2 separate regions of the Homo sapiens genome follow, and region 2 is linked to region 1. Evidence: chromatin contacts called from ENCODE Hi-C or POLR2A ChIA-PET data. All regions are on one chromosome and are shown on one strand. The core of a region is the stretch at or near the end of the contact, and the rest is flanking DNA. Distances in the headings are between cores, read along the strand shown. Region 1 holds the start of KCNK10 (potassium two pore domain channel subfamily K member 10). Region 2 holds the start of SPATA7 (spermatogenesis associated 7).

Region 1 (4,518 bases), core at 517-3,016:
AATAGGTATTTAACAAATATGCTTTTCAGGGATTCTCCCCCCAAAAAAGCAAAGGCACACCTCCATATTTCCAGAGATTTCAAGTAGAGACAAAATAGAAGGTTTGGGCTGTATTTAAGATGTAACAGCCTCAGTGTTTTAAAAAGGCAGTATCTCTTCACTCACTCTTCAATAGCCAGTCAATTCCTAAGACATTTACTCAACAAATAAGATGGTTTCTTCTTTCCAGTCTGGAGAAAAAGAAGAAATGCGCTCATAAAGAACATTAAACACACACGCACCCCAAATAAACAAATTTCAATTCCAATACACACAGAGGCGTTGCCTAGCCTGACACAGTCGTCAGATGAGCTACAAGAAATGCTAAAGAGCATTCTTGTCACAACTGGACACGCGGTTCCAACTTGTTCTGCTCTCATACTGATCACTCCCTTGGAGCCTTAACATCTGTATGCTAATTACAGACACGGTGGCCGACGCTAGGCACACACAAATCCGTCTTAATCCCTCCCTTTTGCGTGGATGAAACCTGGTCCAACATTCGTAAAAGCATGCAAACCACACCATTGCTTGGGCGGGCACACTTCGTGCCCCTCCCCTATGCCTTGCCAGCCCCACCCTTCTCACAAACCACCCCTCCTCCTGCTTCTACTCTGACCTGAGCCTAACTAGCTGCTAGGTTTGGTAATAAGATTGAACGAAGACTCAGGAGGCCCTGTGGGCTCCATTATTCTGCATGCCCTGCGAGAACGGCCCACCCCTAGGGACGGCTGCTGCAACTCGAGCCCCACTTGCTGCCAGGAAACCTTTCCCACTGAGGACACCCGGGCATGCGGCGCAGCTCCAGGTCCAGGGGGAAGCACCCCACCCATCTGCCAGAGAGACAAAGATCACCAGAAACAAAGGACACACACACACACACACACACACACACACACTCGCACACTCAAAGTCAAAAGCAAATACCGACACTTGCAATTTCAAACCAAACAGTCGGCTTGGTCTATCTAAATAGATCTGGAGACAATCTAGGAGGGACAATGATTATGTGGTAATGACAGGCACTATCTGGGTTCGGAACCCACGCTGCCTCCGCCCTCCTCCCACCCGCGCTGCAGTTCCCAGGCGCATTTCCCAGCCTCAGGACACACGCTGCCAGAAGCAAGAGTGCTTCCACTCAAGGAAGCGCGCACACGCCGGAGACAGAGGCAGGGCGAGGGCAGCCAAAAGTAGGAAACACCCACCTTTAGGATCCCAGTTCACCTGTTTTCTTGGCGTCTCGATTGGAAATTTCATTGCTTCGTTGCCCAGAAGGGGAAGAAATGAAAAGAACCCAAATAATAATAAAGTCCTCAAGCTTTACACGCCTCGGTTTAGCAGTCCAACAAAACAATTTCCGAGGATGGGGGAGCCTTGGACTGGCTCGTGGAGGAACCCCAGAAAAAGACAGGTGGGAAAATATTAGCTTGGGGGAGAACTGGAGAGGGCTTGGGTGTTTGCACCGGCCAGGGGGTGGCCGGCCGCGGCCCCGTGGGTAAAAGAAAAAGTAAGATCGGCGAGGGGTGGATGAAAGGATGGAGAGGAAGGCTTGGGGAGATGGAAGAGCCAAGCTGCTTCCCAAAAGCGGTGCCGGCAGGTTAGGGGCTGCGCAGCCTGAAGGCTGGGGCTACGGAGAAGCCCACTGCAGTGTCACTCCAGCCCCCGAAGGCGTGTGCGCACACACTCCCGCACACACACACCCGCACACACACTCCCGGGCGCGCGCTTGGGCGGGCACGTCAGCCTCGCTCGGCCGCGCTGAGCGCACACGCCCCACCCCGGCCGCGGCTCCTCGCCCCCGGCGACGCCCCCCACTTCCCGCTCCCCGAAAGCCATTGGATGTAGGGGTGGCGCGGCGCCCGGGCAGCGCGCGGCGAGGGCGACCCTCCCCGCGGCGCGCCCCAGACGCCGCGCCCCGGCAAGAGGGAGCAGGGCGAGCAGCGGACCGAGGCTCCCAGCTGGGAAGGCGCGCTGAGCCCCCGGCACCCGGCTCGGGGCAGCGGGAGGCGGTCGCGGACTTGCCCGCGGGGCGGCGGGAGGCGGTGGGCGGTGGCGGGGAAGCCGCGGAGGGGCGGGGAACGAGCGGTGGGCGCGCCGCTACTTACTGGCTCGGCCGGCCGGCGGGCGGGCGTGGAGGCGGCAGCGGCGCGCTTGCTGGAGTTGCAGCCGGAGACACGCTTGGTTGCCTGGAAGGCGCTGCAGGAGGCGGAGGAAGGGCCGCTGCGGCTCCGCCGCAGACCTCGGCCTCCGGGTCACCTCTTCTCACCGCTCTCACCCTGAGCTCTCCCTCCTTCTCTTTTCTCACTTCATTTTTTTTCCTCCCGCGTCTGGCTCTCTCGCCTGAGTCCCGAACCCACGTCCCCGCCGCACTCCAAGGAGGCCCGTGCCAGCCATGAGCCTTTTGTTCTGGGACCGCTCCGCATCTGCTGCGCTCTCCCCGCCCGGGGAAGCTCGCTCCCAAGGCACAGCTTGGTCCCTTCCCCAGCTACCTGCAGCCGGACTGGGGCCGCTGGTCGTTGGCTGGAAAGGAGGCTTGAGAGAGGCACGGGGGCCCCCGGAGGAAAGCGGAGTTGCCAAGACCCGGCAGCTCCCGGAAGCGGCGGCCCCGGGATCCTGGGACCAGCAGGGCAGATGCGAAGGGACCCAGACCTGTTCCCGGAAAGGGGCTAAACCTGGAGCATTCGTCTAACGCCCTCTCACTGCCCCTGCTTGAAGCCCCACAGGGGTTTGTGGTGGGGCCTCAGTCTTCAGAAAAGCCAGGTGGTGCTGAGGTGCTCTTGAACGGGTCACTCCGAGTATCAACATGAATGATGCTGACAAATTGCTTCGGATGCCTCGCAACGGAGCCTTACACGTAGTAGGTGCTCAAGAAATACTTGCTAAATGAAGACATGAATTGCATGCTGCAGTGTTGGATAGGAAGTAGTTTAAACCCCTACTCTGGCTTCCAGATAAGGTTACTAAAATTTGTTGTTCATTCAACATATATATTGAACCCCTTCCAAGTGCCATCACTGTGCTATGTGCTGGCCATATGGCAGAGAACAAGACAGAGATCTTGCCTTCATGGGGCTTACTATCTAGTGCCATAAGGTCCTGTTAGATTGTTGTTGCCTTTACTTACGCATAGAAATTGCCCAGCTCATTCCTATGCCTGCCAGCTGGGGTCCTAAAATCCCACACTAGCAGCTGATCTCTAAGTTGCATGCTACTCTACGGCACCTTGAGGCTTCTGGGGAGCCCTATGTCAGCAGCATCTTTCTCACCATCCATCCGTCACTATCACATCAAGGTTTCTGAGTCCAAGAGCAAGACCTACAGAGGTCCGCTGTGGTCTGTGGGAAAGGTGAGTGCTTTGTCACTGGGCTGTCACAGGCACCCCAGGCTGGAGCCCTGAATTCTCTGCAAACCCCGTTCAGGCAAAACTGGTACCAATCTGATGGTGCTACTCTGACTCTTCAGCCCTTTAGGCAGGTTCCCGGGTGCTTCAGAACCATCTTCCCTGGACTCTGTAACCACACTTTGCCTCTCTCTACTAGGACTGGGAGGATGGCTAAGACATAGAAATCAAACAAACAAGGAATCTCTGCTTCTCCCAGCCATGCCCCGAGACACCAGTGTGTATGTAAATTCTGTTCTCAAGTCCAGAGGGAGATGCTTCTAAGAAAGGCTTTCGAACCTCCCTCTGCGCTCTTCTCTTTAACTGTTCACGGACAGCTGGACTCTAGCACAGTCACTGCAATACAATGTTTTTTACATGCATCAGAGTCAGAGAGGGGCTTCAGCAGAGAAAGACACCCTCTCCTGAGTCCTCAGAGCACGGGGAGGCAAGATTGACATTTACTGAATTCCCCCTCACCATCTCATATTTCCTCTCCATTCATCTTTGTTAGATCATTTTGCAGAAGCTGTAACTGGCCTCCTTTTACAGATGAGAAGATCAAGGCTCAGAGAGATAAAGAAACATTCCCAAGGTCACGATATGAGGATTCAAACCCAAGTTTGTTGACACAAAGGTCCATGCTCTCCATGCCAGAACCTTGTGAGCTCATCCAGTCCCGGGACCCATGAATCTGACCCTGAACCTGTCCCATGGGTTCGTTTGGGTAATGAAGGTCTAAATACGATATTTTCCAAGCCTCCAGGCCCTCCTCCTTTGCAAAATGAACTGACCTATGGTTGTGTTCTGGGGTCTGCATTGGGGAATTAGTTCACTGTCCAAGGCAAATTCCTGTGGCAGGAACTGCACCCTTAGGATGCAACATCATTCGGCCAATCAACAAACATTTATTGAGCATCACTTGTGTACAAGACAGGTTGCAGGTCCCCATTAAAAGTTATTTGGGGCCCTGAGTAGTGATGACCTTCCCCAGAATGGCAACAGCAGGATGGTTATAAGGGGAGGGTTGGGGATGGGGAGGTGGGGGTAGACTCTATTAGGGCAGGGAGCAGGATCAGTGTCTAGTGCTCCTGGTCTGC
Region 2 (4,518 bases), core at 994-3,493, 62 kb after region 1:
AGGCACTGTTAATTCTTTTAACTATAAAATTAGTAGCATCATTTTTTCATCCCAAGCAACAGAGAGGTAGACTGTTGATGAAAAGAGTCAAACTCTGTAAAATATTTTTAGAGATTTATTCTGAGCCAAATATGAGTGACCCTCAGGAGGTCCTGAGAACATGTGCCCAAAGTGGTTGAGGTGCAGCTTGGTTTTATACATTTTAGGGAGGCATGAGACATCAATCAAATAAGAAATACATTGGTTTGGTTCAGAAAGGTGGGACAACTCAATGAGTATGTAAATTTAAACATTTCCTGGTTGACAATTGGTTGAGTTTATCTGAAGGCCTGGGATCAATAAAAAGGAAATGTTGGGGTTAAGATAAAAGATTGTGGAGACCAAGTTTATTGTGCAGAGGAAGCTCTCAGTATAGCAGACCTCAGAGAGAGAGCAGATTGTAAAATTTGTCTTGTCGGACCTAAAAGGGTGCCTGGCTCTTAGTTGGTTATCTCCTGGATTTGGAAAGGAAAGAAGGAAAACAAAGGGGAAAAGAGATTCTCTATAGAATGTGGTTTTTTCCCACAAGAGATTTTGCAGGGCAATTTCAAGATATGGCAAGGAAATATATCTTGGGGTTAAATATTTTGATTTTTTTTTCCTTGTCTCATAATATTATGCCAGAATCAGATTGGAAAGTAAGTCATGGTATATAGAGTCAAATAAAACCCATCTGATAAGAATTTATGGTTTCTAGGGCATGACTCCCTAGACACCTTAGATAGGAATTTGGGCAAGATAAAAAAATTAGAGCTTAGTCCTCAACTCTACAGAAGAAAATGACATTTACCCAGGAATGGGCATTGCAATAGGAATATGCGTGCCATGGCAAACTGTTTGCATATTCAAGGAATTAAAGGAAAAAAAAGTTTTTTTAAAAAATAAAAAAAGGAGAGGATTACATAATTGTTTTGAGGTAATTAGCCTTGGCTCCAAGCATCAATAACAAGGGTGATGTCAGTTCAAGGTTGGACAGACAATTGCTGGACAGATGTCCTCATAGAAGTATCTTTTTGGGTAAGGTGGAGGTCTTTGTGCAAGGTTGTGGTTTTCGCAGTATTTTGTGATAGTTTTATTATCAGGCATTCATGGATGAGAACTCTCCTTCATGGCCTTCTCCAGTTCCACTTGTCAGGTTTTCTAACACATGTGACTCTATTTTTGATTCTGACAACTTTCACAATCTACATTAGAAAAGAGAAAACTGGGGCTCAGAAAGTTTTAGAAACTAATTCAAGATCAAGCTGGTAAGTAGCAAAAAATTTAGAATTAAGTTCTACATATCTGGTTCCAAAACCAGGACTCTTTTCATTACAGCAGTGGTTCTCAACAGAGTTGCGATTTTGCCCCCCAGGGAATATTTCACAATGTCTGGAGACATTTATGACTGTCAGGATTGGAGGTGGAGTGGGTGGGGTCTGCTTCTGAGAAGCTACTTGCTTCTAGTAAACGGAGGACAGGGATGCTACAAAACAGTTCATAGGGACAGCACCCCCACAACAGAGAATTATACAACCAGCCCAAAATGTCAATGGACATTTGGGCTGAGAAGTCTTACATGACAGAATGCTTCCTACCCTGATCTGACGTTATTTCCAAGGATTCAAAGGTAACTGCTTCAAAATTAAACAAATTATAGAAAGCCATCAATAAATCAACCCCTTATTCATGTTGCAGCTCTCTTCCATTATAAATAAAAATGGATTGAAACTTACGATAAAAGGGAGGCAGGGACAGGAGCGGGGAAGCTTGGCGAGCAGAAAGGAAATTCAAACTTATTATTAAGGTTAAGAATTAAGATGTAAATATGTAGATGTTTTTCACCCCTAGGATTTTCACTAATCCAAAAGTTCACGGACTGCTTTGAAATTTAATTATTTGGAACTGGTTAAATGTTACCCTGACCTCAGCTAACATTTGTGTTTCACTTTTCTCCGGGACCCAGGGGACGTGGATGCCAGATGAGTCCACCTCCTCTCCCTGCTCTTCCCGCAGGGACAGAGCCTGCCAGGTGCTGGTGACTCGGATCCTGACAGGAGGTCGCTCTGCGGAAGACTGGCAGGATCCCAGAGCAACAGACTGGGGCTCGATGCCCCTTCCCCGCCAGGTCTCTCCGTCCGCAACTGTCCTCCTAGTACCGGGTATCCCGCAGGCGGGGCTGCGGAACGCACGTCCCCTGCGCCGTGACGTCACAATAGCGACTCACTGGACCCAGCCCTTAGCAACGGCCTGGCAACGGTTTCCCTGCTGCTGCAGCCCCCGTCGGCTCCTCTTTTCCAGTCCTCCACTGCCGGGGCTGGGCCCGGCCGCGGGAAGGACCGAAGGGGATACAGCGTGTCCCTGCGGCGGCTGCAAGAGGACTAAGCATGGATGGCAGCCGGAGAGGTAAAGGGCAGCTGTCAGGGGCTACCGCCGCCTCGCCCCTCGCTCCAGGCGGCGCTCCCAGCCTCGGGTCCGGGCAGCTGAGTGCAAGGCCGCCCCTTGGGGCGCTTCCTACCCCTGGCTGAGTCGCCAGTGTTGCCTGGAGCTGCCCAGGCCTGCGCAAAGGAAGAGGGAGAGCCTGCTTGCCAGCCTCGCAGGTCCGCTTCTTTGCCCTGAATTTGTCGCCCTGACACCAGGGGCCCCTGTCTCCTGAACTCAGGGTCGTGCAGCCTTTAAAACCTCAGTAGCTCCCAGGCAGAGGAACCAGGTTTGGTCTTTGGAGTCAGACCTCCCCGGGCCCCAAATCAAACCCCTCTGCTCTCCATGGAGACGACCCTCAGTTTTCTTATCTCTTGAACGTGAGGGTCAAATACCCAGGCCATGGAGTTCTTGAGGATTAAATGCAGATAATATAGAGAAGATCCTGGCGCATTTGAAGTGGTCAGTAAATACGAAATCTCCCAGTAACGAACTACCTCCCCCAAAGCTACTGAGTAACCCAGGGTTTCTGTAACTTTCTGTGAATAGGAATCCCCTCAGGGTCATGTTAAAATGCAGATTATGATTCAGTAGGTCCCTTGGGGGTGGCTGAGATTTTGCATTTATAATAAATTCCAAGTAATGCGGTGTTGCTGGTCAGCGGACTGCAGTTTTAGCAGCAATCCGTACTCACCATATACACCTGTTCTCTACTGATTTCTTGAGTCAGGTGGACATCATGTGGTGGGGTTGGGGGTGGGGAAATACAATCTTAAATATCTACAAATCGGCCCAAACCAAATAATTTGCATTTTCACACTTTCTGAGCCAGTATCATTCTTTCCTCGAGTCAAATGAGGCAATCTTTATAGACTCCCCGCCCCTCCCAATTCAGTGTTTTTATCTATTTAAAAGACTGCCTTTAAACCAAGCTGCTAGATGATTCCTTGATGTCTTTCTTTGAATGAGTCTGCCTTTATTATATAGTCATTGATCAAAATAAGTGCTACTCCGAATGTAGGAGATAACTATTCATTGATCAGCAAACTATTCTGACACTTCACCAACCTAGGTTTCAGAAAAAGCAAATCAAAACGCTTTATGATCTTAAGAAATTTTGCATATAAACTAACATTAAACCCTTGCTATGTACTAGGAACTATTTCCAAATTATCTCATTTAATGTACAAAAATACCTTGATAGGCATTAGCCTTATTTCATAGTGAAGAAACTAAAGCAAAAGATCACAAATAACTTGCCAAGATCACAGCGGCAGAACAGGATTTGAATCTAGGTGAAGAATATAAATCTGAAGCCAATGCATTTACTTACTATCCCATGGTAGGGATGGGCAGGGGGAAAGGATAAATGTAACATTTAGAGTATGGTAGATTTAGTAAGTTGTCAGTATTTGTTTATTGAATTATTTTAAAAATTGGGTTCATGCCAAATGTAAAAAGGTTTATATTTTTACAACTTGCACAATTTAATTAGCTTCATTTTTAGGAAATAATATATGATAATGTCAAATACTGTTATTTTGAATTTTTAAAATAAATGTAATCACCAAATAACCAGGGCAGTCAGCTTTCATGTACTGTAAATTAATAGGAAACCATAAATAATTTTAGACACAGCTAAAATAATTGAGAATAAATTTCTTAGATTTCATTAGGAGGTGCTTTTAGTTATTTCAGAGCATAAAATATTAAAACATCTAAAGAAAAATTATCTTTTGTCATGCTCTTACTGTAATCACGTTTTAGACATTCTTTTGTAAGGCAAGCCTTCTAAATGGTGGTATAGTACAGCACCAGACTGAAAAACGGTTAGTCTTGTTTGTAATCTTTGTTTCCTACTAACTAACTAGGTAATCTTCAGCATGTCACTGTACGTCCCTGGGCCTCAGTTATTTATAAAATGGGGGCTTGGACTAGGTATATATAAGGCATGGTTTCCAGCTTCCTATGGGGGAAGGTGAAGAAAAGATTGAGAATAACAAACTGCCATTCACTCTAATATCAATGACCTTTAGGAAGGAGAGGAGACAACCTATTAGTATATTACTGAAAGTAACT

Evidence for each region. A loop is a pair of places that touch in the nucleus more often than their neighbours do. ChIA-PET counts read pairs that join two places held with the same protein, here RNA polymerase II (POLR2A). Pooled maps may share reads with other maps.
Region 2: a map of OCI-LY7 shows a loop between it and region 1 (2.3-fold over the local background). The contact joins the promoter of SPATA7 here to the promoter of KCNK10 in region 1. A Hi-C loop is called at or near these places in 6 of 168 maps with a recorded cell type or tissue (Caco-2, OCI-LY7, dorsolateral prefrontal cortex and 2 more), 14 of 37 single-sample maps with no recorded cell type and 5 of 50 pooled maps. POLR2A ChIA-PET finds 5 or more read pairs at or near these places in 2 of 52 experiments (HEK293T and activated CD4-positive, alpha-beta T cell).

Annotation. Positions count from the first base shown.
Region 1 is chr14:88,321,503-88,326,020 of GRCh38, forward strand. KCNK10 (potassium two pore domain channel subfamily K member 10) reads right to left here and starts at 1,767. Exons shown (of 7, transcript NM_138317.3): 1 at 1,245-1,767. The coding sequence starts at 1,296. RefSeq lists enhancers at 1,113-1,772, 2,345-2,404 and a silencer at 2,055-2,294.
Region 2 is chr14:88,383,414-88,387,931 of GRCh38, forward strand. SPATA7 (spermatogenesis associated 7) reads left to right here and starts at 2,244. Exons shown (of 12, transcript NM_018418.5): 1 at 2,244-2,424. The coding sequence starts at 2,406. RefSeq lists enhancers at 1,927-2,006, 2,037-2,106, 2,117-2,436.